Regions from separate parts of the Mus musculus genome. Here region 2 is linked to region 1. A link is a loop called in an ENCODE intact Hi-C map of the cell type or tissue named here. Cell type or tissue: gastrocnemius. All regions are shown on one strand. Each heading gives the region's core, and the rest is flanking DNA. Links, peaks and the distances in the headings are about the cores only.

Region 1 (15,680 bases), core at 3,790-11,789:
TGCAGCCTCGGTGTCGTCTGTAGAAGGCGTTGATGAGGCGGACTGCACAGAGCTGAAAAGACATGTACACTGCTGAGAAGGGGGGAGTGCTTTGACTGTGTGTGCCAGGCAGAGGTGGCTTTGAAGATGGGACATTAGAACTGGGTTTAGGGGAAAACATAGGAGTCTGGCACACAGCTTCTCTAACAGCATTCACTTCATCCTTCGCTTTCGGACCCATCATCTGAGCCTCTGACACACTGGGAAAGGACCTGAGAGGAAACCTTTGGGTACCCTTGTCTGATCTATTTGGGTTTCGACATGCACTCTGATCACTCCCTTATCCGAGTTGGACTTATCCCATCAGCCAAGGGACTGGCGCCTTAGTGGGTGAGCTGGGAGCTTCTGGTTACAAGGGACCCTGTTTGGCCGGGTCCTCAGAACTGCCTGGTGAAGCATTGCTGCCTGGGTCTTTCTGAAGTCACAGAGGAGGGAGCTGAGGAGTCCAGTACTACAGTCATCAAGAGGCTGCAACGGTACTAAGGGCCAGAGGAGCCCCTCCACATAAATATCAGATGATGACAAAAGACGCTGGGGGCACACAGGGGACACAGTGTCTCCCCTATGACTCAGGGGATCCTGACCATGTGTGATTGTGGGCACCCAGCAGCTCAAGGTGCAGGGGTGAAGAGAGAAAGATGCCTTGAGGCATCTGTCAAAGGGAAATCTGTTTCCCCACACTGCCTGTGCCTGGGACCTATAGGACCCCATGAACTCTCCAAAGGGAATAACCCCTCCAAGCCATGTCCCATCCCCCAACTGTGATATAGAGCCCACCCCTTCACAGTGTCTATGAGTCACCCATCACCTTGCTGACAAACTTCCACCATCGGACAAACTTCCAGCACCGTAGCCCCTCTGCCTCTACCCTGACCCACTTCCTGATCCCTGCTTTCACATCCTCCTTCTAACTCTCTGCTTGGAGTCACCTAGCCAGAAAGCCAGAGCTGCCCTGGAGATGCCAACGTTCCAGCTACTACCTTGCAAATAAGATCCTCACCAAACCTGTCTTTTAGAGCAAGACAGACTTCCGGGGTGTGTGTGTGTGTGTGTGTGTGTGTGTGTGTGTGTGTGTGTGTGTGTGTGTGTGTGAGAGAGAGAGATGCTCTGGGTTATTCAAGTGACCACAACTGCCTTTCTGTGTCCTTGTTGGAGTGAGGAACAGGGGACACACCTCCACTCCACACATGAACATGGTGTGACTGGGATGAGGTGACTGGACCCCTCGAGGGCTGGTGTGCACCACACAGCCCCTGGCCTCACAAGTGCTGCTGCTCAGGTTGCTGTGAGCATGGCCCTGTGTGGTGGCGTCTCCGTTAAGCTTTTTGCAGTAAAGTACAAGTGACAGGAGCAGTCATCGGGGGTTCACACCCTCCTATGGTTCCTATGATCATGTCTGAGATGGACCTCAGTGTTCCAGAGATGGACCAGGACCCCGGGGAGGCTGACTTGCTCAGAGCTGTGTGAATTGAACGTTGCTGCATCCCCAAAGACCTGCGGGTTGATAGGACGGTTCCCAAGGTGCCACTGCCAGGAGATGGGGTGACGGCACCCAATTTGACCTAAGTGGATTTTTCTGATGCCCCTGCCGGCAATGGTGGGATTCTCAGCTCAGGTGGCTGCATTGCTGTGGATGGCTGAGAGCCAACATGGACCTGAGCCCTCTCTGGTGCTTACTTGAGCTGTCCCCCTAGAGTCCCTGATCCCTATCCCCTAGAGGGGAGGGGAATCCTCAACTGCTGAGGTCAGGGCTAGACTAGCTTCTCTTGGCCCAACACAGGCCGTGCCTGGAATGGGTGTATCCACAGTCATCTCTGAATATGACTGTTTGCTGAGGCCTTTACGCTGGGCTCTGGTCTAGAAGTGGTCATCTAGAGTGACTTCATTGCTCAATGATCCTTTTCCAGCCTCCTGAGATGAGCATGATGGGAAAGTGAGAGGAGCTATGGCAGTTCTGGGAACAGGGAAACACGGCCCAGGAGTCAATACTCACTACCCTCCTCCTAGGGCGAGCCTGTCTCTGTCCTCAGACAGAGGAAGTCCCCCCCACCCCACCCCACCCCGCTCCCACTGCATCTGCCAGGCTGCTAGGTCCCCACAGAGATGTTCTCAGCCTGCTGACTGGGTCACAGAGGCATCCTTGACCTCCAGACGCCATTGCCTCAGGTCTTTAGAGATAAAAGCCCAGGATTTCTGCCTCCCTAGGACACAGGCTGTCAACCCATATGTGACCAAAAGGACTGGCTTTGTAGAGGTGTCACGGAGAGCAGGGAAGGGCCGAGTGGGTGCCGTTTGCCCACTAAAGCAACCTGAAGCTCTGGCTCAGGTCACACAGAGGATCCCTGTGATCCTGACCCCCAAGCTACTCAGTTCCTTCGACACCTGCATGTATCTGTCCTGGGACAAGCTGGTGCAGGGTAACTGTGCTCCCAAGAGAGTGAAACAGCCCTACTGCAGTGGGGCTCATGGCCTCAGAGTCAGGCCATGTGTGAAGGAAGGGAGTTGCATAGACTTGGGAGACACTGGGCCTCCTTCTAAAGCTCGGCTTCTGAGCAATGGGTCTGTAGGCTGCTGCAGCCTTCGGCAAGCCACAGGATATCCTAGACCCATGCTAATGGGAGAGCAGTAAGGAGTGCACCAGGCCCCAGCCTCTACCACCCCGTTCTGCCTAGGCAGAGATTCTGCTGGCGACTCTGTCCCCACGTTGTCTTCCTCCTGCCATTTGCAAAAACTCAAGGTTGGGTTACTTCAGTTACAGACAATGACACAGAGGGTCTGAGAGGTTAAGACAGTGTCATTTGTTACTTAACCTTGGTACAGCATGGTAAGGCTTTTGGGATGCCCTGGGCTCACGAGCATCCTAATAGGAAACAGCACTGTGGCAGGGCCAGCCCAGGGAGCACAGTAGAGCTCTCAGAACACCCTCACCTCGAGCAAGTCTCACCTCAGCCCCAAGGCAGCCGCTTTGTTTCTGTGCTGACCTACCCGGGCTCAGAGAGATTTATCTCCCAAAGGCCCCGCAACCTGAGGTAGATGGCAGCTGAGGACACCTAGTGGCTGACAACTTGCAGACTGGCAGACTGGTCCTTAGTTACCATGACAACTCTGGCTGAACCCAGAGTAGGTCATCACTACCTTTTATCTTCAGCACCCCTCCCCCTGTGGCCCAACCCTCCCAAGAATGGGATGGTCAGCAGCTGGCAAAGGGCTTGGGTGGGGGAGGAACTGGTTCTGGAAAGTTCTCTGCCCATCCCTGGTGGGGAGACAGGTAGAAGCATCTGCTTCAGGAGGGCTTTGAAAGGTGAACAAGACTCCTTGGTGTTTAGCAAGGTGTGGAGTGGACACCCCAGTTCCTGCCTGACTTGGGGAGAGGACAGTGTTCAGGGATACATGGGAGCTTTGGGACACTGTGACACTCAGTGCCATCAGAAGCCATTAAAGTAAGAAATTTCACTTATTTAAACATGACTGAAGGAGGGGCTTGGAGCACTTACAGGCCACTTACAGCCCCGCCGCCCCGTGCCATGGTGTCCCCGATTAACAAAGGAATGACCTGAACCACATTTCCTGGGCTGGAGACTCCAGAGGTCTTAGGGACTAGGTGACAGCAGAGGCCAGAGGAGAGCAGGCAATCGCAGGGCTGGGGAGGGTGGCCTTGAGGCCATCACATGGACCAGGCCTGTGGCTCTCCTGACATCATCAGGGATGAAGAGATTCTCAAGCTGCACTCAAGGTGTAAGGTGACATGTCCTTCCGGGCAGGCTGGCAGGGAGGTCACTGTATTTGGTTGACTCTGGGGCTCAGTTCCTCCTTGCTGTGTGGTAATGGATAATCTGGGTCCCCACATCTCCCACTGCCAACGAAGGCCATCATGTCCTGAACTGCTCTCAGGCAGGTACTGTGAGGATAAACGATGCAGGCTTGTGTCATATACACAAGAGAGCAGAGGAGAGGTCACCTTAGGTCCAGCTGAGGGGGCTCCCAACACCTTCCCTTTTCAGAGACAATGGAATAGAGGACGGAGGTAACTGATTTGCCAAGGCCACACCATGAGAGAGCCAGCAGAAGGCTTTGCTGCTGGATTCAGTCCTCACTGCAGACAAGGTGGGGCTAGGCTGCAGTGTGGGTCCAGAAAAGGATGGGTCATGGGGCTGGGAATGGGGCACAGCCTGGGCTCCTGGGGAGGCATATCACACACCTAGAAGATACCAGAGTTGCTGAAAAATATTTACTACTGTTTGGTCCTTCAGTTCCCCCCAACCCTCAGCAAAATAATAATAATAATAAGTTGCCCACACCCCAAGAAGAGGAAGAGTCCCCTTGTATATGCCCCTTCTCAGGTTGTCAGGATGGGTGGCCAGGGGCCAGCCAGGGTGCCCGGCCACAGAAGCGCTGGGGCACCAGGTTGGTCCTGCGGAGGTTCAGTTCTGAGGCAAAGGTCCTTGCTTTCTGGTAGAAGAAGAGGGACATCTCACGGTCCACGAGGAAGTGGTGGTAGATGGTAGCCAGGCGGGTGTAGATCTTCAGCTGGGCTTTCTTGTGGCCCAGGTCCACGGCTGCTGCCAGTGCCAGCTGGTAATACCCAGCTGCATCAAACGGGTCCTGTGGGCAGATATGTCGGACTGTGCTAAGCCAACTCACCGGAGTGGGGGTGGGGTGCCTGGAGCATCCCCCCACGGACGACACGATCTCAGGGTCACTCTGGTATATCTACTCATAACCAGCAGCAGTGGGCGTGGAAATACTTTGAGTGACCTCCAAGGACTACATGGTCCCAGTATCCCTCTCATACACAACCCACCATGATGGTGGACCAACAGAGCCGCATCAGGATACTATGGGGATATCCCATCTTACTGAGTCACAGCCAAAGCTTAGCCTTTTCCCCCAACATGGCTGGAGATTTCTGGTCTTTGTGTTTGGAGATCTTTTGTTGTTTTTGTTCTTTTTTTTTTTTAAGTATTTATTTTATGTGAGTATACTGTCACTGTCTTCAGACACACCAGAAGAGGGCATTGGACTCCATTACAGATGGTTGCGAGCCACCATGTGGTTTCTCGGAATTGAACTCAGGATCTCCAGAAGAGTAGTCAGTGCTCTTAACCACTGAGCCCCATGTATTTGTTCTTTTTTGGGGGGGGGTTGGAGACAGGGTTTCTCTGTGCAGCCCTGGCTGTCCTAGAACTTGCTCTGTAGATCAGGATAGCCTTGAACTCAGAAATCCGCCTGCTTCTGTCTCCTGAGTGCTAGGATTAAAGGTATGCACGGCCACCACCCAGCTGGACATTGCTTTTTAAATCTGTTGCCACTAAGGGTACACCAGCTTGGGTGCTGGCTCAGAGCAGCTCCAAGTCCCACCCAAGTGTGATCCAGAGACCCAGATGACCTGGAACAGCATTATGGCCACCCCTCAGTTCCTTCCTGTGCACACATCCACGTCGTCCCTTTCCTGAAGCTCCCTCCGTCCTCCCAGATCCCAGAGCCTAAGGCCTTGACCTGCCATGGCCTCTGCTTCTCTCCTGAGCCTCTCTGCTGTCTGTATCTGACCTTGCCTTACTTCTAGTCACTCAGGGAGTGTACAATGCATTCCCAGGAGGAGGTGGGTCTCCTGGGACAGCCGGGCCTCACTAGCTCTGGGGAATTCCTGGGCCCCTGTTGTTGAGTGTGTACATGTGGCCCACATCACTGGGACCTAAGATGAGGTGTGACACCCCCACCCCCAGCCACTCTCAGGTCAAGGTCATCTTTGCCTCAAACTCAGCATTCTAGTAGGATGCAAACTGCCCCTGGACACACCTCACAGCAATCTCCTGAGACCCCACCCAGCCTGCCTTCCCCCCTTCCACATCTGGGACATCTTCCTCAGCTGGCAACAAAGTCCAAGATCTAACAATGTCTTCTTTGTACCAGCCCCACAGAGCCAGGACCCAAGAACAGAGTGGACCACATACAGCAGATGGTAGGTACTCTTCCCCCTGGGCCTAAGGCCATCCCTCCCTGGCTCACTCTGTGACATGAGGAAGCATGAGAGGTACCCAGCACCTCAGCAGGTAGAAGGTCTGGAGGAGAGGGTACTCAGCTATGTGGGAAGCCAAAGTGTGTGCGCATGCACCTGTGTGATAGCCTGGATTCACACCTGTGCCTGAGCTGTGACCAGCAAGGATTCAGAGAGGCAGGCTAGGATCAGTGTACCCCTTCCTGAACCTGAGTTTCCTTCACTATGAGGCAGGATGCTATTATCTCCACCCATCCCTCCTAGGTGACTAGGAAAGGCAATGCCATGGAATTCCAGTAAGGAATTGTGGACAAAGGCTGACATCCTGGGTGGGCTTCCTGGAAGAGGCACCATGGTATGGGCTGGATTCTGCTATGTGAGTGGTCAATGTTCATACATGTCCTTGTCTCTTTCCATTCCTTTGGGAGAAATCACCGCATTCAGGAAGCTTCCTAGTGCCTTTCCCACTGCTGGGAAAATATGGTGCCCTCTGCCTTCTGTTTGTTACATGAGAGGGCCAAGTCTGACCAGCACAAGAGGGTAGTCCTGTCTGCCGACCTCGCTGACTTTTCAGAGTCAGGTCTGGCTCCAAGAGAACGTGAGGCCATTGCTGGGAGACAGTGACTACAGTGTAGACCCCACACTCAGGTGGAACAATGACTCTACCCTAGGCTGAGCCCCCACCCTTCCCCGCACTCAGACAGAGCAATGAATGTACCCCAGGCTGAGCCCCAACCCTTTTTGCCCACCTTCAGGTCATAGAAGATGATGTCACCCAGCACCAGGTAGACCTTCACATAGTACAGGGTCTCCTCATCGAATTCCAGGGGCGAGCTGCAGAGTGACAGGGCCTTGAGGAAGAAGTGCTCAGCCAGTTCCCCGTGGCCCAGCCGGTGGTGCAGGGTGGCTAGCCTGTGGTAGGCCACTCGCTCATTCAGGCGGTCACCTGGGGGAGGGGGGTGTGCAGGTGGAGGGGCAGGTGTGAGGACACTACCCAGTAAGGCAGGCAGGCCGAGGACAACCTACACAAGTCCAAGTCCCCCCCACCCCTGCCGCCCGCCCCTCCGTGTGGAAAGCAGGGCAAGCGGGCCGGCATGTGGTCCCAGCAAGAGAAAGAAGCAGAGAAAGCCCCCGAGCTTTGCTCTCTCCTAAGTCCCTGCCCGCTCTGTGCTCAGCCGTGGGCTAGGCACTGCAGGCTCAGCAGAGCTGCTGAGCTGTTCCCGCAGGAGATGGGAGAAGCCAAGCCTCCACACCTGGGACTGGAGGCCAAGCAGAGCTGAGGGCTGAGGACTCACCTAGGGTGATGCTGAGTGCCAAGGCCTCATGGGCAAACTCCAGGCCCTCCTGGGGTGCCTCCAGCGCGGACAGAAGGGCCACCAGCTTGTTGCACAGGCGCAGTTCCACTTCCTGGTCTCCTACAGTCACAGCCAGGGGCAGTGCCCGGTCCTGTTCATATACTGAGGTTAGGTATCTGCAGTACCCACCAAGCAAAATTCCTCCTAAGCCCACATGTGTGTGAGGAACTGTCACCTCCCTTTGGTCTTTCCATGGGACAGAGGTTGGTTCTGTTCTGACATCCCAGGCTGGGAGCTGGGGTTACCCCCACATAGAGTGGCCACTCACCCGGTAGAAGGACACAGCTTTCTCCCGCTCCCAGGTCCCATTGAAGAAAATGTCCCCTGCTGCCTCAAACAGTTCCAGGCCCAGCTTGGGGTCCCCAGTATACAGGGCTGCATTCTGTGCCACCTGTAAGAACCAGACGTTCTCTAGAGATTGTACCTTCTGGAAAGGCCGTGTCTCTTGAGACATGGGTCTCACACTTGGAGACACCAACCTCCCTCTGTCCCTGTGGGTTTGTGGCTCTGAGGAGAGGAGCTTTCAGGACCAGAGAGCTAGGAAGTTTCAGTTCAGCTGCATCCCCAGAGCCTAGCAGGTGTGGGCTGCCCGGGTGAGCAGGGAAGCACTCGGGCCTGGCTTTTGACCTGCCCACTATGTTGGAATCACAGCTGGCTGCCCCTCCTGTGGTTTCCCACCATATCCTATTCATTCCTGACCCATCCATACCCACTTCTCTCCCATCAGTGCTACAAGACAGAGCCTGAGGCTGGGGCTTCTCTGCTGTGTTCAGGGATGCCTGCAATGCCTGGTACAGAGTAGGTGCACAAAAAACATCTGCTCAGTGATGAGATAATAAATACACCCTCGCTCCAGCTTCTAGGCAGGACCTTGATATTCTCTCCCAGCAGGTGGCGCTAGCTCCCCACCCTGGCTCAAAGCTGCTTGATCTCCAGTCAGATGGCCCTTCCCTGGGCTCCTGGATCCTAGATCCTCACTTCACCATGCCACGCCTGTGCTCCTCATCTGTCCAGATTGCCGAAGCAAGCTCTTCTGTGTGCAAGCTGAGAGGACACATCATTCCTACGTACACTAAGCACTTGCTATGTACTGACAAGGGTGGGTACTATGCGGGGGCCCACCTTCTGCCCGGGGAGCTCAGATGGTTATCAGAGAGGCTGGGCATGGAGGGGAATTGAGGAAGCCAGAGTGGGAAGGTGCACAACTGTGATGGGCGGGTGAAGAGAACACGTGGATGGGCATATGGGTGGATGAGGGGATGCACAGGTGGGTGGGTGGACAAATGAATGTGTAGTGAAGAGGAGATGTGATGGATGGATGAGTGGGTAGGTGGATGAAAGGATGGATGGGTGGATAGATGGCTGGTGGGTCAACGGGTGAGTGAGTAGATGGGTGGATAGGTGAGAGGGCAGAATAAATGGCTGAGTAGACAGTTAGGTCAATAAGCAGGTGGGCGCAGGGCAGTGGGTGGGTAGATAGGTGGGTTGGGTGGTGAGGGAGGGAGCCAGTGCACCCTGCCAGCACTGAGCGCACCTGGATGTATAAGTCCACCAGCTCATTCTGACGCAGGATATAGTAGATCTTCCCTGCCTGCAGCCAGGCGCGTGCCTCCTTCTCCTTCTGCTGCAGGTCGATGAAAATCCCCAGGCTCCGTTTAGTGTAATCCAGAGCCGACTTGTAGGCCCTGGGGTCAGACACAGGCATCAGAACAGGATCTGCCTACAGAACGGCCTGGAAGGTCAGGACCTGAAGGAATCCTCCGTGGGCAGCACCATGTCCTGCCCCAGGCACCCAGTCACAGCATGGAAAGACAAAGGCAGTTCTTCCGAGGGAAGACAGGGCAGCTATGTGTAAGGAGGCCTCTATGTGCCATCAACCCCAGCATGCTGAATCCAGCCAGTAATGGCTAGCTGTATGTCAACTTGACATAAGCTAGAGTCATTTGGGAAAAGGGGGTCTCATTTGAGAAAATGTCCCCACCAGGCTGGCCTGTGGGTAAGCCTACAGTATGTTTTCTTGATTGATGTGTGAGGGCCAGCTTACTGTAAGCAGAGCTACTTCCAGGCTAGTGGTCCTGGGCATTTTAAGAAATCAGGCTGAGCAAGCCAGTAAGCAGCACTCCTCCATGGCCTCTGCATCAGCCCCTGCTTCCAGCTTCCTGCTGTGTTTTGAGTTCCTGCCCTTTCTTTCCTCAATGATGGGCTATGATATAGAAATGGAAATGAAAATAAACCCTTTCTTCCCTCAAGTTATTTGTGGTCATGGTATAGAAACCCTAACACACAGTCTGTATTCTCTGAGAGATATTGGCATACGGCAGAATTCAGATCATTCACCAGGGCTTCTTAAACTTGTATATACTGCAGTGTTACAGAGGACTGCTCTCAGCAGCGGCTGGCCCTGAGGCCTGGGTGGGGCTGAGAAACTACAACATGCTCCAGGGGAGATGGACAGCAGCCCAGGGATGTATCCAAGAAGTCTGGCTCCAGGCCACCGTTCCTGCTGTGAGTCTGTGCTAGGACAGGGGTCTCTCCTGTTTCCTCACAGGGTCTTCCCTGCTCTGGTGCCCCCTGCCTTAGGAGAGGTGTCACACTGAGGAGTTTCCCAACTGGCAGGCTAGCCAGAACTTCAGTAGGTCACACCTCCAACATGACCCTGAGCCTTGGCTCCAGGGTAGCTAGTTGGCTCTGCCCTCTGTGGTGAGAAGCCTGGAGAACACATGGCCACCATCGGACATCTGGTGGGTGAAGGACACCCACCTGGCCCCAGGCTGACAACTAAAGACTAGAGGCAGGTAGGGGTCAGATTACAGCAGCAACCATGGCACGGGGAGGTTGAAATGACTGTAGTGGTGACCCTTGTTTAACCAAGAGAACAAGGGTAGGAGGGCTAGTCCCCCATCAGAGCAGGGACCATGCTGGGACTCCTATATCATGAACAATGAATGGCATGCTCCCCAGCCCTGGAGCATTGAGGTTTGGCTGGTTCCTGAGGGGAGGGGCTCTCCGGGGTTTCTGTGCCCCGCCCCCTTACCGCTCAGTGCCCAGCGACAGGTAGAGCTGGCTGATGGCCTCCAGCAGCTGTCCCTCCAGCACCTTGTTGGCGGTCTTGCGTGCCAGTGCCAGTTGGAACTCGTGGTAGATGACACATCGCACCTCATTGGGCATCACCTTGCTGTAGAAGAGGCACAGCTTCTGCACAGCCTGTAACTGACCTGGGTGGGGACAGCAGGAGGATGTGTTACTGTCATGATGCAATCACCTTTGAGGCACCCCAGTGCCTGTGTGTGGAAGGGCTGAAGGCCCCATTCTATGACTCTCTCTTCCTCACTTCTGAGCTGGGTCCTCAAAAATCAGAGATCTCAAGCCCAGAGCCAGGCTATAGAGCCGCAGGTCTGTAGAGAAGCATACCATGGGCTTTCCATCAACTGGAAGCAGGGAAGGTTGTAGTGCTGATCAGCTCAGCCAGGCCAGGGGTGGATCCTAACCAGGCGTTTGCCCTGTCCACACCTTTTGTTTCTGTCTTACCACACCTTCCCCATCTCCACCCTGGCCATCAGGCCAGGGAAATGGCAGCTCAATATAGTCGGACACACAGACAGTACGTAGCCAGCATCTTTCCTGGCGCCTGCCACGTAGGACAACAAAGTCAGTCTACATCAGGCTGTGCTCTACCCATAAGCCCAGGCTCCACCCAAGAGGCAAGGCTCCAAACCATGGCTCACTGGACTATCCCAAAGCCAGGGGCTGGGAGCCATGAGGCATTCTCAACTGTCAAGACAACTTGGAAATCAACACAAAGGCAGAAGGCTTAGCCATGCCATAAGCAAACCAGGTCTTGAGGGTTCAGGTCTGCTCAAGGGCTCATAGGGCAGTCTCTAAAGACACACTCCAGGCACTGACCAAGTCTCAGGAAATGCAAAAAGATGGACATCATTGGGAATGTGTTCTTTGGCTACAGGGCAGCAAAATAGAACTACAGAATGAGTTCAGGGCCAGGTAGTGCAACTAGTGATGACTTCTCTCAAAGAAGACTGGGAATACGGAACGGTTCCAGAGCGTTCATCTAGCACATGTGAGACCCTAGGATGGTTTGTTTAGTTCTGCTAACCAAACAGAGGGACAGACAGAAAACAGTAACGGTAGAAAGTCTAGTAAATTCATGGATACATGAAAGTTCAGCTGCCCATTTCCGAATAGCCAGAGGTTAAAGGAAGAGACACAAAGGAAACAGAAGCATAGAAGTTTAAGGGATTGGAAGTTAAGGGTTGGAGACATGGCTCGAAAGTCAAGAGCACTAGCTTCTCTTGCAGAAGACCTGAGTTTGATTCTTAGCACCTACATGGCACCTCACAACCCTCTGCAACTCCAAGTCCTTACCTGCTGAGGGATTTCCTCTGTGGCTCCCTTTACACAAACCATGTCCTTAAAACCTCATGTGTATATCAAGTTCTCTGCCAGAGAACAGACTCTAACCAGACGCACCTCCTCTCCATTTCCACAGCCACAGTGAACGAGCATCCTGTAGACTTGATGGTTCTCCAGCCCTCTTGGGAAAGGGGGCAAGTCATAGGCTAAGGTTCCTGATGATGCTTAGCCGCCCCCTCTCCCAGCTGAGGCTTACCATTCAACACTGCAAAGTGAATGGATTCAGCAGCCCCGCCCTCAGCTCCCCCAGCACTCCCTACTCGGCTAACCTTTCCTCAGATCATTAGTCAAAGAAGTGTCCCCAAGCCACAGGCTGGAGTAGAGCTGCCCATGACCATCTGTCTCCTGTCCAGCTCCTGGCCCTAGCAAGAACGTGGTCCCTCCCACCTGTGGGTGGAGCCTGGATTACACCTGCACAAGGTCCTTGTAGGTAAACCTGACCGGCTCTGAAACCTGGTGACTTCTAATGAAGAGGCCATGTGAGGTGGTCAGGGCAGCAGAAGACAGAACCAGAGGTCCAGCTCACAGAACCCCAGGCTGTGTTAGCTCAGTGGGACCCCAAGTCTCCGTGTTATGTCTGGGAGGGCCTCCACCTCAAGATGGGGCAGTAGGAAGGGGTTGTGGCGTCCTTAGAACAGTGATTCTCAACCTTCCTAATGCTGCAACCTTTTAATATACTTCCTCATGTCTTGGTGACCCCCCAACAACAAAATTATTTTTGTTGCTATTTCCTAGCTGTATTTTGCTACTGTTGTGAATTGTAATGTAAATATCTGTTTTGCGATGGTCTTAGGCAACCCCATGTGAAAGGGGTCAATGGGCCTCCCCACCCTACTAGGGGGTCGGGACCCACAGGTTGAGAACCACTGTTCTACAGTGTGGTACTCTCAGCACACCCTTCACATCTAGCCCAGCGCAGGAAGAGGTGGAAGAAGTTTGCATCAAAGGTAGTGGCAAACATCTCCAGGTTTCCATGACTCAGTGGGAGGTCTCTGTCCCCTGCCTCCCACCCCAGGGTGTTCTGAGGGGGGAATGGCATGCTTTCTCAGAAGCCAGCATGACCCACGCAGACCCCAGGAGGAGGTGTGGAGGGGGAACAAGGTCAGTCAGTACTTACTCTCCAGATGGTCTGTCTCCACGGCCACCAGAAAGGCCCACTCGTAGTAGCACTTAGCCTGCTGCGGGAGGGCCCGGCGTGTGCACAGTTGGCCCAACCACAGGAGCACCTGGGTGAAGTCCCGGCCACACACGCCACTGGGCACCTGGGAGAAGAGCCCCACAGCCTCGCGCAGGTAGTGCTGGGCCAAGCTGCGTGCACCAGCTTGCAGACACAGGGCCCCAAAGTTAGCCAGGACCACTGCCTGGCTCTGCAGGTGGCCCTGTGCATAGGCCATGTGCAGAGCTCGGAAGTAGCCTTCAGCAGCCTGTCGGGTCCTGCCCATCCTCTTCAGGGCCATGGCCACCATGTTCATCATAACACACTCCTGGTCCTTATTGGCCACGGCTGCATCTGAGATGCACTTCAGGATGTCCATGGCTACTAAGCTGTTCCCACAAAGCATGTGCAACCAGGCGAGGGCCACCAAGCGGTCCACGACAGGGTGGACCCCAGCTGCAGTGTCAGCTTCTGCAGCCTGAGACATGAAGGCAATGGCCTGGCTGTACTGCTGGTGGTGACTGTACAGTTGAGCCAGGCTGGCATAGAGCGGCCCACGCAGTGCCTGTCCTGTGCCAGGAGCCAGAGAGGCCAATGCCTGTCTGAGGTAGTAAGCAATCTGGGAGGGAAGGCTATGACCTGCCCTCCTTTGGCTGTTTGGCCCAGGAACATTCTGGAGTACCAGGTCCACACTCCTCAAGGAGCCAGGCAGAGAGCACCTTGTCCACAGTGAGGACACTCTGAGGCAGCTCAACGCCAGATGGGGCAGGCATTTCCGGCCATAAATGTCAGCCAGAAGCAGGTAACAGTCTTCAGGCCATGAGGCCTGTGGGCTCCCTGCATCCCTGTTGAGGCGAAGCAGTCTCTCCAGGTATGGCAGGGCCTCCTCAGGCTGTTTGAGGTGGGTGTAGTGCCTGGCCAGCAGGAAGCAGGCCCGGGCCTCGGCCTGTGGGCTGAGGCCACAGATGACCCTGCGCAGCGCATACTTCAGCAGCTCCGCATCTGCGTTGCAGGAGTGGCCGGGTGTCCCCAGGAGCAGTGCCGCTGCTTTGGGTGCCACCTGCACACACTTCTCTGCGTTCTTCTGCTTTAGGTACACAGTAGTCAGGCTGCTATACACTGCCGCCACCAGGGAGAGGTCCCCAAAACTCCCCTCCAGAGCTCCCAGTGCCTCTTCAAAGTACACCCGGGCCTGGGATAGTTTGAGCTTTCGGGCACACAGACGCCCCAGCAGGAGGCAGAGCCTTGCCAGGGCCATGCTCAAGTCGACTTTCTTGGCAACTCCTCGGGCCTGTGCCAATCGTTCAGCCAGCTCTTCTTCATCATCAAAGCCATAGAGTGCGGTGCTCAGCCAGGGAAGTGAGATATCGTACAGGCTCCGGAAGTGGGCCCCATAACCAGGGGCATTCAGGACCTGCAGCAGTGAGTCCAGAGGCTCGGGGTCTGTCCAGTCATCCTCAGGATCCAGGCAGAAGCGGGGCTCCTCAAGGTCCAGTGAACTCGCTCTTCTGGACACCCCTCCAAGGCTCCAGGACACCGGGGCTTCGGGGTGGTCAGGGCAGGCCTTGCACTTTTCTAAAATGTTCTTTACCATCTGCAGAGTCCCATGTGGTTCTGGGTTCAGGTGAGGCAGAGACATTTCTAGAAGTCACAGAAGGCCAGGTTGGATCAGCTGTGGCCCTGAGTTCCAACTTGACCTGGGTGGTATCCCCCACCACTGTCCCCCACCCACTGTTCCACTAGCTGCATGTCCCTGCTGCTCCACTTTCTGGACGACACTTTCTGATTCCAGAACACTAGAGTTCTGGTTCCTCTTGTCAACCTTCCTGCCCAGAGTTTTCAGAGACCCCGAATGCTAGAGCAGAGGGGTGGCTTGCAAACAGAACTGAAAGCCACCTAACCATCGGGCCCACAGTCAGATTCCAACCAGAGGTGTGAGACTCTGTGGGCCCCTCAGACTCTAGAAGCCAGGAAATCACCGACAGCCAATTGGCACAAGTAGTCAGCATGGGCTCAAAGGCTGCCACATAAAATAAAGTTAAGCATCATGTCTATCTGCGGGACCTGTGTGCTGGTGTCTAGGGAGGCCATATGGGGAGCATAGCTCAGCGACAGAAAGGGTACCTAATGTGCACGTGGCCTGGGTTCAGTACTCAGCAACACACACACATGCACACATACACACACACACACACACACACACACACACACACACACACACACACACAAAGAGAGACAAAACTAAAGACAATGATGGCAGGGAGGTTGTGGTCATTGGCCTCAGCCATCTCATGTGAAAGTGGTAGCAGTCTCCTTGGGGAATGATCCCAGGGACAGTTTACTGATTGGCCAGTGAGCACAATCTACCACTGCCTGCTTGTGGGCCTCAGTCAGGTATAGTAGACCCAAAGCCACAGTCCTCCATGAGGGCAGAGTAAGCACACACCTATTTCCTACTGGGAAAAACACAGGCCTAACATGGAGTTATTAGGAAGGAAATGAATGAACAAAGGCTCTGGGGTTAATCCTTCACTGGTATTAAACAGCCGCTTTGCTCTCAAGTATGAACGTTAAAATAAGCTCTTCCAGAGGACACAGGCCTGGTTCCCTGGGATAGTTTGAGCTTTCAGCATGTGGCAGCCCACAACCAGTTCCACTGCGGATCCAATGCCCTTTTCAGGCCTCCATAGACAGCAGGCACACAGGT
Region 2 (15,680 bases), core at 3,995-11,994, 160 kb after region 1:
TCAAAAGGAGTCAGAGTTTCAATTTCTGGGTGACTGGGGAGGTCACTGCAGTGCCATGAGCCTCGGTTTCCTTGTCTGCAAACCAGACCCCCCTCTCGCTCTGTCCTCCACCTCCTCCACTCCATATCCTTTCCCCCTTGCCCTTTCTGTCCCCTTTGCCCTCATTCCTCCAGGACTGGGCCTGAGGTGCTCATAGAACAACAAGTGTGGAAACAGTTCAAAACTGTAAACGGCTGTTCACAGTGGAGACTTAAAGCCATCGCTAGAGACGAGAGAGAGCGGAGATTCCTGTATGGACGGCTCTTGCTCCGATGTGCCGAGGGAAAGCCCGTGCTTCCCACACTAATCAGTGCCAGCCAGCTTACTGGGGTTCGGTTTGGTTCCTCGGTGGTAGCGAGAGGCCCTGATCATCTCTGTGTCTTTCCTCTTCCTCCTCTCAGAAGGAATGAAGGGAATTGAAGTCCTGGTTTTTAGAATCTAAGCAGAGAGTACATGTATCCCTAAGGGGTGGGTGGGGGCAGTTAGATTATGACACCTTATACCAGAAACAGAACTGCAGCACCCTAGCCTTACAGGTAGAGAAACTGAGGCCCAGGCAAAGGAAGGACCACCTCATTAGGTGACTCCTGCAGCACATGCTGGGCAGTCTTTGAGGAGGGCCACGATCTCTATGCTCTCCAGAGCCCAGGATAGAGCTTGGCTTACGGGGCCTTAATTAGCCACTGCTATCTCTCATCTCCACTTGGCAGCTTAACTGTGTGGTTAATATCCATGGTCCAAGCGGAGTTGGCCTTGGCAAGGGGGAGGGTTAGAAAAATCACCTGATGACATTGACCACCAGTGTCTGACAGGGCCACACTGAGACAGTGTTGGTGTTCAAATCCTTTACTGAGCCTCCCGGGGAGGTCAGGTTCACAGTTACCAGCCACCAGCCTTGTATAAGGTATAAGACAGGTATAAGCCTGCTTGTCTGCAGGCTTGAAGAAACCCGGAGCAGCTGCCCAAGGCCAGGATTCTGTATGCTGATTCTGTAAAGAATCAGATCTTAGAGAGCACAGCCTCTGCCAGGCGTTCAGCAATGCAAACTCACGATAGGAACACAGCGAGCCATGCAAACTCTAAAGTGATGAGAAAGCCTTAGGGGCACAGAAGCTCCTTTTTAAAACCCCTGGGAAATACAGATACCCACAGTGCCTTTGTTTTCCAGTTCATGCATTTGATTGAGACCTTTGGTATTCACAAGCCCTCCCCACTCCCAATTTCAGATGGTAGTGTGTGCACACACATTGTGTGCATGCACGCCTGTGTACATGTGTGTGTGCTTGAACCCCCCTCCCCCAAGCGCTTGTCCCATCAAGGCAACTTGGCCACAGGCCTTCCCCAAGGAGCTCTGGAGCCCGATCTAGGCACCAGCAACATTATTTTAATCCTCATTCCAGCTTGAAACAGCCCTTGGGGCCATCTGAATCACAAGACTGTTTCATTAGCTTAAGATCCTATATTTAGCATATGAAAAGCAGCCACGCCTTTCCCCTGATGCATTTACCCCGTCCACTGCAAAGTCACTGGACACAGATGCTTCTGGGTTCCGTTACTGTTATTCTTCTTAGAAGCCTGAGTCTCATTTCTGCTTTTGGGAGCCACAAGGGTAGCCAGGCCTCTGTGCCCTTGGGTAGAAGTGACACTTGGTATGGAGAGCAAGATGGGGTGATCACTAATGTGCATCTGGCCTCTGTCCTTGTCCCTGGCGGCTGTCATCTTTTGACATTTTGTATTTCGATAACAGTTCCAGCTCTACTTGCTTGTTGCTTACTGGCTGTGTTAAAGAAGGAAAAGAGAGGAAGCAACTTAGGAAGTGATGGAAGGGGAGCAAGCAGGGGCGAGAGAGCTCAGGAGCATCCATCCCTGTACCACCAGACATTGCAAGAAGAGGGCCTGTAGTGCCTGCCAGGCAGGAGGCACAGGGCGTGGCAGCTGCTCAGGACAGAGGCTTCAGGATGGTCTGCACCTCAGCAGCCGCTGTGGGCTGTTGGGTTTCATGTGAAATTATAGTCACATGCACACACACGTGTATATGTGTGTGTGTGTGTGTACACACATCTACATGCACACTCACTTATACACACATATACACCTGAGTGCCCACGTATGCCTGCATTCATACATGCCTGCACATGCACACAACTATATGCACACATACCTGCACATACACACACAACTGAATGCATACATACCTACACACACACACAACTACATGCATACATACCTGCACATACACACACAACTGCATGCAGACATGCCTATACACACACACACACATACAAAGACACACACACGCATGACTGTATGCACACATACCTGTGCACATACACAGACACACACACAACTGTATGCATACATACCTGCACATCCATACAATCTGCATACACACATACCTATACACATACAACTGCATGCATACATATCTGCGCACACATACCTGCATATGCACACATACATGCACATATACACACACCTTCATACACAAGCAGCATCCAACCTTGTCACCTTGGGGAGGCAGTTGTGGGGAGAAACACGGCTGTCCTCATCCAGAGACTTAGCAGGGAGAAATGCTTCCCTCCTCAGGTTCATTCTCTTCAGAAAACTGGGAGTAAGCTCTGGGCCTCACAGTGCTTTCAGACAAATTCTGAAAATGGCAGAGCTGCTCGAACAGAAGGGACTCTCTGGACGCCGTCTCTCAAAGGAAGGAAAGCATCTGTTTTTAGACTGTTGTTTGGTCTTCCTGTTGCTGTGATAAAACCCCCTGACAAAAATCAACCGAAGGGAGGAAGGGTTTATTCCAGCTCGTAGTTCAAGAGTGTGGTCGGTCTTAGCAGAGACGTCAAGGTAGCAGGACCTTGAAGTCACATCACATGGACAGTCAGGATGCCAAGGGCATCAAAGGGCAGTGCTTGGCTTGGTTTCTCCTTTTTATACAACTTGGGGATGGGTCACCCACTTTTGCTGTGGGTCTTCCTACTTCAGCTAACCTAATTAGCCCTTTCCTCATGGGCATGCCCAGAAACTAATGTTCCTCAAAGGCATGGCTGGAGGTTCATTTCCTAGATGAATCCAGGTTACAGTGGCCATCACAACTGTCTAAGGCAAATGGTGCTTCCTCAAAGACTTCCCAAGAAGCTTGACTGTCCAGGGAAGATTGTCAGGTAGACTCTGTGTGCACAAAGAACATTAGAAACTTGGTACTCCCATGGGTCAAGTCTAGCAGAATTCCTCAAGGGACATGGGAGTCTTTCCAGAGAGGGCTTTAGGCACAGGCCTGTGGGGCTAAGAGGAGTTTCTCTCTGTCTTCTGAAGGCACGACAAGCCCCTTTCTCTGGAAGAGGGACAGTGGGTGGGAGAGAAGTCAGTGGGCATAGGCGCTGGTTCCACATCCTCTCCTCTGATGTCACTGTCAGTCCTGGCAGCAGTCGGCAAACAGATGCCATTCAGTCAACTTCACAGAAGGAAGCCAAGTGCCAAGAGATGCCAGGGGCTTTCACTAATTTATCTAAAGTGTAGTCTTTGAGCATCTACCATGTGTTTGGCTCTACTTCAGGGCTGGAGATATAATGATGGCCAAGCCCAGCCTACCCTGTGAAGCGCAGAATTGCCCCCAACACTTATGACCAAGTACATCCCTGCCTTGTGAAGCAGAGAATCCATAGAATTGCTCCCATTATGTGCACACACACACACACACACACACACACTTCCATTCTCAGTGTAATTCCAAAACAATTTAAACTGTATAGGTTGAATTCGTGCCGGGCAAGAGAAGTCCTGTCCGTGGGTCTAGTTCTCAGAGACCCATCTGGACCTGAGTAGAGAACCAAGATCCCCACTGTTCTGGAACCCTAAGGCCTGAGAACCCTAAGGTCAAGCCCCTGATTATTTCCCTGTGTGTTCAGAAACTCCTTCCCTTAAGAGAGATAGCATCAACCGGATGTGCCTAGGGCCTAGCTGTCAAAGCCTGTGCTTGGAGACTCATAGGGTGACACTAGACACTGGCAGGGGTGGCTCTACACCGAAGGCAGGCAGAGCTCCCATAGAGGCCAGAGCTGAGAATACCTGGTGGCCACAGACTGACCTGATCACCCTGAAACAGTCTCAGTGACCACCTGGAAGCCAGAGCTATGGAAGGGTAGGTACCAGCAGAAACATGGTGCTTGGCTTCCGTGGAGGCTCTGGGGCCACTGTGCTGTGGCCATCTACTCTCCGTGTCTACTTATCAATATGCGAGCCACTGGAGGAAGCACCAGGCACATCAGATGCTGCCGTGACCTTGAGCATCTCCTATCAGTTGTTCAGTGTAGAGGCAGATCTGTGCTCAGGTCTCTGTGAGCAAAGGTTAGGCCTTGTAATTTATACCCCTTGCAGGGAGAACAAAGTCTGTCAGCGGAGGCAGAAAAGGATCATGTCTGTTTCTTGTGTTCCTGTGCTCAGGACAGGGCAGGTGCACACTGTGCAGTGGGGAAGGAGAGGACGAATACTGAAGGGCTAGGTGGCAGGCACCCAACATGATGAGGGACAGGTAGATAAAGGGCAGCATGGATGAATGGATGCATCCGTGGACAAAGGAGTAGACTGAAGCGGACAAAGAGAGCATAGGTGGGTGGTTGGGTGAATAACTGGAGAACGGTGGATACAGGGGTAGGTGAGTCAGTTAGTGGGTGCACTTATCCAAAGTGGAAGATAGGTAGGTAGGTAGGTAGACAGATAGATAGACAGATAGACAGATGATAGATGGCTTAGTGAGTGGGTGGTTAATAATGCATGGGTGGATGAATGGAGCAATTGATTGGTGGATACATGAATAGATAAAAGATAGATGATAGATAGATAGATAGATAGATAGCTTAGTGGGTGAGTGGGTGGATGGATGGACAGATTGATGGTTGATGGGCAGGTTAGTGGATAGATACATGAGGAGATGAGTGGGTTAGTGTCTGGGTAGAGAGGTGGATGAGCATGCAGATGGGTCGGTGGGTAAGTGGAGTGTTAAGAGAGTAAGTAGATAGAAATGAAGCGATGAGCAGCAGCAGTACACATATGTGACACATCAAGGAAGGAGGGAAGGGATACCTGCAAATTACCTTCAGGGTTGACCTCTTGCCTTTTCCTGGCATTGCAGACCTGTGAGCTGTCCTTCATTCATTTCCTCAGACATTATCCACATGAGTTAGAAGGGTATGATGGTATTTTCCCATTTTACAGATCAGAAAACTGAGGCTCAGAGTTGTTACGGAAGCAATCTACCAACAATGCAAAATGCCTGGTGAATTTGGCTCTGGTCTGGCAAACTGCACACCTGCCACAGTTTGTAGTGTTTGCAGAGGACCTTGTTACGTCTCCACAGAACATCCCCCCCAGCAAGTGGAGGATTATTCTGGAGCCCAAGGTGGCACTATGTTGGAGTGTGTCTGGCTAGTGGATTATCCATAGCTATATGAAATCTTGAAAACCCATGGCTTGGGCTACCAGGGTGGGATTTCACATCCCGAAGAGCCCCTGAGCTAGAGCCTCTCTCTGGCTGACATGGTGGAGCAGAACTGTCAGAGCTCAGAGCTTGTCACCGCGCCCTCTGTCAGAGCTGGTGCGTTAGCCACATTCTGTGCTGCTGCCCAGTGACAGCCATTGCCTGAGCAGCAGGAGTTACACTGCCCCCTCTCTGAGTGCCTCCACTGAACCGCCCCAGCAAGGCTGGCCTTCACTGGCCTCTGGATATGGAGAGAGCAGAGGGTTTATTTCCAACTGAAAACAAAACAAAACAAAACAAACAAACAAAAAAACAAACCAGTCTCTCGTACCAGGAGATACAGAAGCCACAGGGGGAGAAACAGTCAGCATGTCTAGAATGGAAGTACTCAGTCTTCAATTTTGGCCCTATCTTGTCAAGGTCCTGTAGCCCAGTCCCCAATGTCCAAGCTCTCTGGCCTGGTGTCAGTTTTGTCCTTGGTGGTGCAGGAGGCAGGGCGCTCCAAGAGATGGGCAGGGCTGAGCCCACCGCAGGCTGCAGGTAAGAAGCCTGTCTGCTCTCCTCCCTGAGCTCAGCCCTAGCTGGTGAGGATCCCAGGGCTTCCAGAAATTGCTGTGTGCACGGGTTTGGGGTAGATCTTGGTCTCCCTGCACTGTCTGAGTCCTGAAATAAATAGACCAGCATGCCTTGCATGGTTTCTTTGTTTACTCCTGGGAACAGGGTCAGCCCAGTGGGACGATAAAAATGCTGCCAAGAGTCTTCTTGGTAAACACGCTGCTGTGGGGTGAGCCCTGGCTCTGAGTGAGCTCATCTCTGGGCACACTGTCACTCTGGGCACACTGTCACTCTGCTGATTCTTGAGGACTCCTCCAGTGGCATAGCTCAGGGCTGGTCAGGCAGCTCAATGGGGCAGGCAGGGGAGAGAACCTGAGTTCATGTCACTCTCAGCCCCCTCATCTCACTTCATGACGGTCTCAAAAGTGAGACCCCTCCCTGAGCCTCAGTCTCTCCATCTGTGAAATGAAGCAGATCCCAGTTTTGCAGAGTTCTTGATGGGAAAGAAGCAGTGATGCCCAAAAGCATGTGTCTGTGTCTGACACCAAGGCCGTCGAGGCGAGACCTTCTGTCCTTTCAGGGTCTCCCTCTAAAGGTCAATAGTATGTCCATCAAATGCCAAGTGGCTCCACCTGAGGATGTGGCTGCATTTCTCCAGGTTGGAGGTGTGGCTAGAACTAGAGTAAGGCCATATGTGGCTCAGGACACGCCCACCTCCTGGGCCACAGGCCCCCAAGGAGGCTGCTCCAGTGTGTCATTCCTCCAGCCTGTGAAAGGCATTCATTGCGTTGTCCTTTTGGTTGCTTTTCCTCCCCCTTTTGAGCATTATGTAAAGTAGGGCCCAGGACAGACACAGGGTGAGCTGCCTTTACAGACCGACTTTCCCTTCCAGCTGCCAGGCGATTGGACGTGGAGGACAGCAGCTTTGACCAGGACAGCAGGAAGGTAAGGAGGGGGACCACAGCCCTGCGGGGTGGGATGGCCACTCCAGTGGAACTCCAGTCCTTTTCTCACTCTGCCCCTGGAGTCCCAGGAGGACCAAGGTGGGAGCCATACTCGTCTGCCTCCCTTTATACTCTGTATGGGCACATGCTCTGCCAGGGTCCTGCCTCGGCCGAGTAGCCAGGCTGTGGTTCTGGGACTGAGGAGATACGAACATTGACAAAGAAATAACCCCAGTGCATTCTGGGGTATTTGACATGAAGGTTCTAGAACAGCTTGGCAGGTGGTTTTTTGTTTGTTTGTTTCTGTTTTGTTTTGTTTTTTAAATGAATGGCGGAAAAGTCAAATGTAATAGACATTACTGGCATACCTCTTTGATGTGGCCAGTTGTAAAAGTGCCCCGAGAGGATGTGGGGGCCAGACATCACAACAGCAGGCTGCAGGCAGCATTCGGCCATCTCTCCAGCTGCATCATGAACTTTCAGAATGAGACGCCTTTAATGGTGAGACGGGTACTAGACGTTTGGCTTCCCGCAGTGGAGTTGGCTTGTGGGTTAGGCGTACGGAGCTCCTTGAATGAACGTTCTGGTGAAACGTTTCACCATCGCAGATGACCTCAGTGTTCCTGTGACCTTTTTTCCTCTACAGAAGACAACCTGGCTGCTTCTCAAGGGGGATGCAGACACCAGAACTAACTCTCCAGACCTGGACAGTCAGTCGCTGTCCCTCAGCAGCGGGACTGACCAGGAACCTCTCCAAAGAATGGCAGGGGACAGCCTCTACTCACGTGAGTGGCTCTTCTGAAGCCCACAGGAGACTGCCAGCGAAGGGCCCCCTACTGAGCGGGCCCCCAGATCTCAGCTTTATTGCTCCCCCCCAATTAAGCCTAAGAGCTAGCAACAGCATGTAACCCTAACATTTGGATGGCAGAAAGATTGCTGTGAGTTTGAGGCCAGCCTGAGCTACATAGTGAGACTCTGTCTTAAAAATAAAATTAAAACAAAACCAAGACCTCCCAAACAGCCTAAGAATGTGAATCAAGCCAGGTAAAGCAGTGTCTCTCCACAGTGACATAGCTAGCTAGTGTGTGCACAGCGCCCCCTCGTGGTTCTCTTGGAGCAGGCAAGAAAGCAAAGAGAACAGCTCCCAGGGCCTCTTTTCTCTGGGGGCAGATGTGGTCATGGTCAGGAGGCGAGCACAGACCTGGAAACTGGTACAAGGCACTGTCCTGGTCCCTGTAACACACCGAGAAAGCACTTGGAGTTTCCTAGGTAATACGACCCGATGTCACGGGTAGCAAAGCTGGTGTATGCTTAGCCTTGCGGGTGTTGTGAAGCCTGGCTTAGGGATGATTCCCAAGGATAGAGTACATTCCCATCCTGTTGTTCACTGAAGATGCTGTAGGTCCCAGGCAGAGCCAGCACAGGCTGCAGGCAGGCTCAGTCTCACACAGAAGCAGCCTCTGGTCTAAGCTGGGCCTAGCAGTTGTTGTCCATAGCTGTGGCTGAGGTTGGACGTAGAGGTGACGGGAATCTGTGGTGTGAGAAAGCAGAGGGAACCCCGCTGGCATCACGGTGGTACCGACTCTGCGTGAAATCTGCCTGCCCTGCTAACTGGCTTATGATAGAAGCCAGAGCAGCAATGCTGACTCTCGGGTCACTAGGCACCAGGCATACAAGAGTGTTTTGCCTGGCCAACAGCATGACCGTTCTTAAGACCCTCACTTCTGAGGCACTATTTAACCACTACACAGGGGAGGGACGAGTGGAGGTGCAGGCAGCCGGACATTGTGACCAACTGGAAACTGGAATGTTGTTCTGTGGGGAGTCTTTGTAAGCAGATGATGTCCCTTGGGATCTCAGAGCATGCACACAAGGCTGATGTCAACGTGAGAAGGCACACCAAGTGGTCCCACAGGTCTGGGTCTCCTCAGGGTTCTTTTGGGGGAAGAGCTAGCTGAAGGCATGGTGAGAGGAAGTGGAAAGTCCCCTGTGCATGTCTACATCTGCTGGGTGGCTACGATATCATCCCTCGGGACTCCATCCCAAGGATCCTTGCCCTAGGTGGTTGTCTCATGCCGAGGGTGCACATGTGCTTTGTGGGACTCCGGTTTGGACAATGGAGGCTCCTCCACAGAGCAGAACGTAGGGGTTGCCTATTACCCTCGTTGCCCTGTGTAGTGTTCTGGCCTCCAGGCTGAGACTCTGGACTGCCTGAGACTCAGGACTGAGGGAAGCAGAATACAGTGTGGGAAGAAGCAGGGCTGTAGATGTCACCTCTCGGGGTCCTGCTTTGGCTGTGGCCATGCTGTGTGACCTGTGTGTGTACCTATACCACCCTGTGGCACTTTCTCATCTACAGGTGCCAGTACGGGGGTGTTCGTCCCAGGACCTTTTGAGTGCGCTGGTCTCTGTGAGGCAGGCTATTATCAGGTGTCTTCACTGGTCATCCCCACAGTGACAAGGGCTTGTCTGTCATCCCTTTCCTCTGTTGCATCCCCACAGCAAGCCAATGTGAGTGATGCAGCAGCTGTTATGTGAGTTCACCTGGCCCTTAGGAACCCAGGCACCTGTGCTGGCACCTGTGCCACAGCTGAGGAAGGGGGGGTTGTCTGCACAGCAGAACCTTTAGTGAGGGTTTGAACCCAGGCACCTGTGCTGCTGGCACCTGTGCCACAGCTGAGGAGGGTTCTGCACAGCAGAACCTTTAGTGAGGGTTTGGACCACTCCACCTGACATGTGCCAGCAGTCATAACTACATCCCCCTGCCTCTGCTTTTCTCCTGGTGTCCAGACTTCATGTCACCGGAGTAGGAAACCCACAGTGTCTAGCATTGCACCTGTGCCCTTACCTTCATCCCACTGTGCTGCCCAGTCCCATGGGACAGCCGTTCTCTGCCAGGCACAGCTATCCTACCAATGGGTATACATTTTATTATAGACATGTTTCTTGGCTCTGTGGGAATGGTTATTGATAACTGCCCGAGTCTGCATGAAAAGGGACAGGGTTGGCTTTTGTTGTAAGAGGAGAACCTTGAAGGCCTTAGAGTGAGACTTGATTCCCCGAGTCCTCTCCTTTAACTTGCACCGTGTGGACACATGTTCTCTGGACCCTACATCTTGATCTTTCTTGTCCTATCCTCTCTCTTGGGGTCCCTTACTTACATATGTGAGTACAGATGTGCACACACAGACATGGGCATGGTAGTCAGAGATCTGGTGGTATAATTCAAGCATTTGGGTCACAAAAGACACTACCCAGGGGTCTCAGTGGTTCCTAGTAAGGCCCCAAAGTTTTCAGAGGAGTAATCCCTGGCCTTATTTCACCAGGTTGAGAGGAAGGTGGGAGGCATGGGCTCAGGGCAGCTTGGGGATTGGAGACAAACGAGACTCTGATTTAATGATTCAGGAAGTACAATTCACTCCAGACTGCCCTGTGCCATTGGCATTGGTGTCACCTCCGTGTCCTCCACCATGAGACCCTTGTGGAATATGGAATGGTGGATGTGCCAGTGTCTGCTGATGAGCTCATTGCCCCCCCTCCCCAGCCACTCAGTAGCAGCCAGCGGCAGGACTGGATTCTGTGGCTCTGTTCTTCTCCAATGGAAGGAAGGGAGGGAGGGAGGGAGGGAGGGAGGGAAAGAGGAAGGAAGGGAGGTAGGGAGGGAAGAAGGGAGGGAAGAAGGGAGGAAGGGAGGGAGGGAGGGAGAGAGGGAGGAAGGAAGGAAGGGAAGAAGGGAGGAAGGGAAGAAGGGAGGAAGGAAGGAAGGAAGAAGGGAGGAAGGGAAGGAGGGAGGGAGGGAGGAAGGAAGGGAGGGAGGAAGGGAGAAAGGGAGGAAGGGAGGAAGGAAGGGAGGGAGGGAGGGAGGAAGGAAGGAAGGAAGGGGAGAAGGAAGGAAGAAGGGAGGGAGGGAGGAAAGAAGGGAAGAAGGGAGGGAGGGAGGGAGAGAGGGAGGAAGGAAGGAAGGGAAGAAGGGAGGAAGGAAGGAAGGGAACAAGGGAAGAAGGGAGGGAGGAAAAGAAGGAAGGAAGGAAGGAAGGAAGGAAGGAAGGAAGGAAGGGAGGGAGGGAGGAAGGGAGGGAGGAAGGGAGGGAGGAAGGGAGGGAGGGCGGGCCACATTCTTAACCCTTCATTCTTTGACCCCTGGAGAGTTCATGTTGAGAAAGAGTTGTCTCTTGTTGCCATGTCTATGGTTATGTCCTCCTGGCCTGTCAGTCATACCTGGGAGTACTGAGGGTGGCAGCCAAGCAAGCACCTGGTGGTAGAGCTGTGACCAAGAGCCCTATGTGACAGAATCTGCAGGTATCACAAGTGGAAGATCTTTGGCATTTCCAGTACTGATTGGGGTTCAGACAAGCAGGAGCAGTCCAGTCACCTATTCCACAGGCCTTGAACACCTTCTGTGTCCCAGCCCTGTTCTAGGCATGGGACCAGAGCTGGGCCTGACCTGTGGAGCTGCAGTGAGATGGGGCCAGTCAGGTGGTATGTGAAGATTGGCAGCTGGAGCATTCTGGGAAGGGTGCCATGGAGATATAAGAAGTCTCCATGGAAGCCAGTGCCTAGCAGGACTCAAGATGTGGTCCTGGAAGCAAGCGGTTCTTGGGAAGGGATGAACCAGCCGAAGGCAGATTCAGGGCTAGCAAACTGTGTGGCCAAGTTACTGTTACCAGTCCCCCCCACCCTACCCTGTGCAATGACAGCCCTAGAGGACTTAAGGTGTCTCCCATGGGACCAAGTTGGCTGGAAGGTGACAGGATGTGGCTGCCAGCGTCTGTGTTAGAGAGGTACTCTGGCCAATGCACAGTACGCATGAGCATTTGTAGATTGGCATCTGCAGAGCCTGAGGGAAGGAGACACAGTGGTATAGCAGGGAGAGGGACTAGCCAGCCACAAGATGGAAGCAGGCATGGCTTCCAGGAAAGATCCAAAGTCGACAAATGTGTCCAGGAAACCATGAGAGGGATCGACACAGAGCACCGTATTGGTGTCTGGCTGGCTGGTAGAGCCCCACCTAGTCACTGCTGTGTGACCTTGGGTCCCCTAACAAGCTGCGATGGTATGAAATTCCCTCATTTACAACAAGAAGAATGATCCAGGATCACTCCCTGTAGCATGAGGTTCCTGGGCCCTCATGCAGGATGCCTGGGCATGCAGTCTCGTGAGGACATCTTGGTGGAACACCCAGACACGCAAGTCAGAATGCAGTGAACCTGCAGCCACCTGCCGGCTCAAGCCTGTCCCAGTGACTTCCCCAGCCTGAAACTCATACCTGCTCAGGGACATTGAGTTCTGCTGTTCAGAGCTGAGAGGAAATATCCTGGACAGAGCAGGCACTGGGAGTCACATACTGGACCCCAGTGAAGGAATGGTGACCTGCAGTGACTTGCCAGTCAGTTGTCAGAAGAACGGCCTGGGATACTGTGACAAGCTTGCACCTCCCACTGCATCAGGAACTCTTTTCTCCCAGTCATCCGCATCCCGAGTGTCCAGTCACCATCCTGACCTCTTATGAGCCATCCTAAATAGAACAGAGCCAAGGATCACGTGCTGATCATTCTAAGGGAGATCAGCAGTGTGCTTCATAGTGGCTATGGATGGGCCCCTGAGAGCCAGCACAGGGCTGTGTAGTTAGGCAAAGCCTATGCCTAGTCCAGGAGTTGGGGGGTGGATAGTGCCTGAAGAGCCTTCTATAACCCAGGGTCACAAGCACACAGCTGTGAACTTGCTCATGGTCTTCTGTCTTTTATACTTTCCTCTTCCTGTGCATGCCCACCCCTCTCTCATGGCCCCACACTCTTGAAGGTCATATGATCTTATCAGGCATACAGGTTCCTAGAAGACCTGCTTGGGCCATTGATCTCATCCAGGTCACATGATCTCCCTAGGCCCCAGCTCCCTTGTGTTCAAGGCACAGAGGTCCCTGGGCATGGGATTGAACCTTTGGATCGTGAGGGGGCTTTAAATACACAAGTTATCTGCTCTGCTGCACACAGGACTCTAGAACCTTTAAAATCACGGGATGGCAGGTCCCTCCCTAAGACAGATTAGCAGCTCCAAGGACAAGACCTTCATAGATACACCTGTCTGGTTCTTCTTGCTAAGCACACCTAAAAGGAGGAGGCTATAGCGGAGCAAACAGCCACAGGAGGGAAGGGGGAGAAGGCTGACCACCGCAGTGGGGACAGAGTATGGAGATGGAGGCCTAGGAAAGTGGTCTTTATGTATTGCTAGGGTTTTCTGCCTCCTAGCTGGTGGGATGTACACACAGCAGCTGCGGCAGAGATTGGGGGTCAGGGGTGTGGACACCAGCGACTCTAAGCAAGTCAAGAAGAATGGAGTAGCTTTTTAATCAGCACTCTAAAAGTCAGTGATCAGTCTGCATGCCGGGCTGTGAACACTGGGCCCAACAGCACTGTGGCTTGCTAAAATGGAAGACTACGTAAGACCCCATTTTTTATTACAACATTTGGATATCCAGGAGGCAATCAAAAATGACTTGCAGCAACTGGGAACTGTGATGGTAGCATCCGAATGAGGATGAGAGTCAGCAGACTCAAAGGAACCGGGGTTGGTGTCATCCAAGGAGTCTAAGACACTCGAAAGCAAGATGCTCCAGTGAGCAGTTGTGTCAAAACCAGAATAGAGAAAAAGTCTCACCAAAGAAACACAGATTACTTTGCAAAAGGAGTTAGCTGAAAACTTGACATTGAACTGAAAGGTAGAAAACGATGTAAAACCCTGTTGGGAGGGCTCAGCGACAGGACGGCTGACTCCGACAGAGCATGTCGGAATCTTCGTTCTAGTCTGGACCATGGAGAGAAGGAAAACAAGCACCTGGGACCTGGAAAAATGATTTTTGCATCTTTGAATTCCTAGAAGGGGAGAAAGAATGGGTCAGAACCCCTCAAAGGAACAATGGCTGAAACTCTCCCGGACTCAGCTGAAGACTCAGCTTTATAGCCTGCAAGATCAAGAAGCTGAGTGAACCCCAGGCAACCAAAAAAGTCTACATCAAGACATGCCGCTAAACTTCTGAATGCTAAGGTGTAAAAAGCAAAACAAACAAGCAACAGAACAAAACAAAACCCCCAGCTTGTTGGAAGTATGCAGTGAGAAGAGCAACGCCATCTGCAGGAAGCGCTAGCTGATGGCATCCACCTCCTTATGGAAACTACAGGCACAGGAAGCAAGTGGTTTGTCTTCGTGTGCTGAAAGGAAGACCCGGCTGTGAGTTCTACATCCAGTGGGAATATGCTTCTGGGAGGGAGGGACAGGGACCTTCTCAAAGGGGGGGGGGGGACTGAGAGAAGTTGTCACCTTAAAGAGTGGTTATGGGACCGTTTCCAGAGAGAACGTGATCATTTCAAGCATTTAAAATCTCAGAAAGGGAAGACCCCAGGCATGGGAGATGGGTGGAGCACCATGGTACTCCACCCATCCTTCTCTTCTCAAGATGCTGCTTTCTCTTTAAAAAGTTATTGTGTGTGTTTGGATGTTTTGCCTCCATGTGTGACCATAAACCATGTGCATGCTTAACAGCTGGGCCAAACTCAGTCCTTGGTGTGAATGGTGAGTGATGCGGCCCATGGCCCCTCTGAGCCTTTCCCCGGCTGCCCAGCAGCTCCCATGGCCTTTGGCCCCATGCTAGAGCAGCAAGGATCCCTGGGTCTCTGCCCTACCCATTCCATTTCAAGAGGCACTAGTAATTCTTATTTGAATTTGAGATTCTTCCCCCAACCTCAAAGATCCCAAATCCCATGTGGCTGGTGGTGGCCTGTAGTGGCCATCACAGGATGGCACAGTCCTACCTAGCCTAGGAGGGCTCATAGAGGCCAGAAGAGAGTATTAACAGCCATCATGGGGTACTGGGAATCAAGCCTGAGTTCTCTTAACTGCTTCGCCCCATCTTCTTCAGTTTCTTAAAGGAAAAAGTATGGCCAGGGCTGGAGAGATGAATCAGTAGTTAAACACATTGCTTCTCTTGTAGAGGGCCAGAACTCAGGTGCCAGCACCCACACTGGGCATCCCACAACTGCGTATAACTCCAGCTCCAGGAGATCTGACCTCTTCTTCTTGCCTATGGGCACCAGCACAGACCACGCCCATACCACACACACATACACATAACTAAAAACACAATGAATCTTTTTGTTTTTGTAATTGACCAGTCTGGGATGGCTGTAAGGATTGGGGGACATGGTGTGACCTATGGAAATAAGATTGCTACTATGTGTGAGAGGTTGACCATAGAGCCTGGGGGGACCGTGTGCAGTCCCCCGACTAGCAGGCCAGAAATACAGTTGAGATATTTGCTGTTTGTGTTCATCCAAAAGGCCTGGAAGGCTTGCAGAATCTGAGTTCAGTAGCAATAGGGTCGGGGTAGAGCTGAGAACCCAGCCAACAGGCAAGTTCTTTATTGCTGCTGACCTCCTCTTTGAGAAGCATTCGCTGCATCTAGCACCTTCAGCTAGCAGAGGCCCCTGGGTTTCCACAGTGGATCCCTTGGGAGACCAGAAGAGACTTTGTGTATAATTGGGAAGCAGGTGTCTTGGGGAGGGACCCCATGGCTTTGAGTGAGGAGGAGGTGTTAAGCCCTTTCTCTGTAAAATGCAAAGAGCAGGCTGTGCATTGACCTAGGCCACAAAGAGGCAGGAAAAGCAGGAGTGGCC

What was found. Hi-C counts contacts between places; a loop is a spot of excess contacts. Peaks named below come from ENCODE experiments on the same cell type or tissue, not always from the same donor. Only the 100,000 strongest peaks of a DNase experiment are listed, where the experiment ranks them.
Region 2: it touches region 1 in a loop (4-fold over the local background); 8 of 42 quality-filtered maps call a loop at or near these places.

What each region holds. Positions count from the first base shown.
Region 1 is chr5:35,692,928-35,708,607 of GRCm38, forward strand. It overlaps Sh3tc1 (SH3 domain and tetratricopeptide repeats 1), which reads right to left. Exons shown (of 18, transcript NM_194344.2): 12 at 12,935-14,614; 13 at 10,424-10,604; 14 at 8,924-9,074; 15 at 7,658-7,780; 16 at 7,330-7,480; 17 at 6,784-6,980; 18 at 4,253-4,641. The coding sequence ends at 4,384. Among named protein-coding and RNA genes, the nearest start is that of Gm31888, 19 kb to the right of the region's middle. In gastrocnemius, for the core only: no CTCF peak of the experiment used is centred there; DNase peaks (open chromatin) are centred at 8,294, 9,973 and 10,440.
Region 2 is chr5:35,850,166-35,865,845 of GRCm38, forward strand. Ablim2 (actin-binding LIM protein 2) reads left to right here. Exons shown (of 22, transcript NM_001177696.1): 16 at 6,963-7,015; 17 at 7,661-7,799. Among named protein-coding and RNA genes, the nearest start is that of Afap1, 35 kb to the right of the region's middle. In gastrocnemius, for the core only: a CTCF peak has its summit at 8,118 (motif pointing left); DNase peaks (open chromatin) are centred at 5,650, 6,238, 7,822 and 8,114; H3K27ac peaks cover 2,089 bases.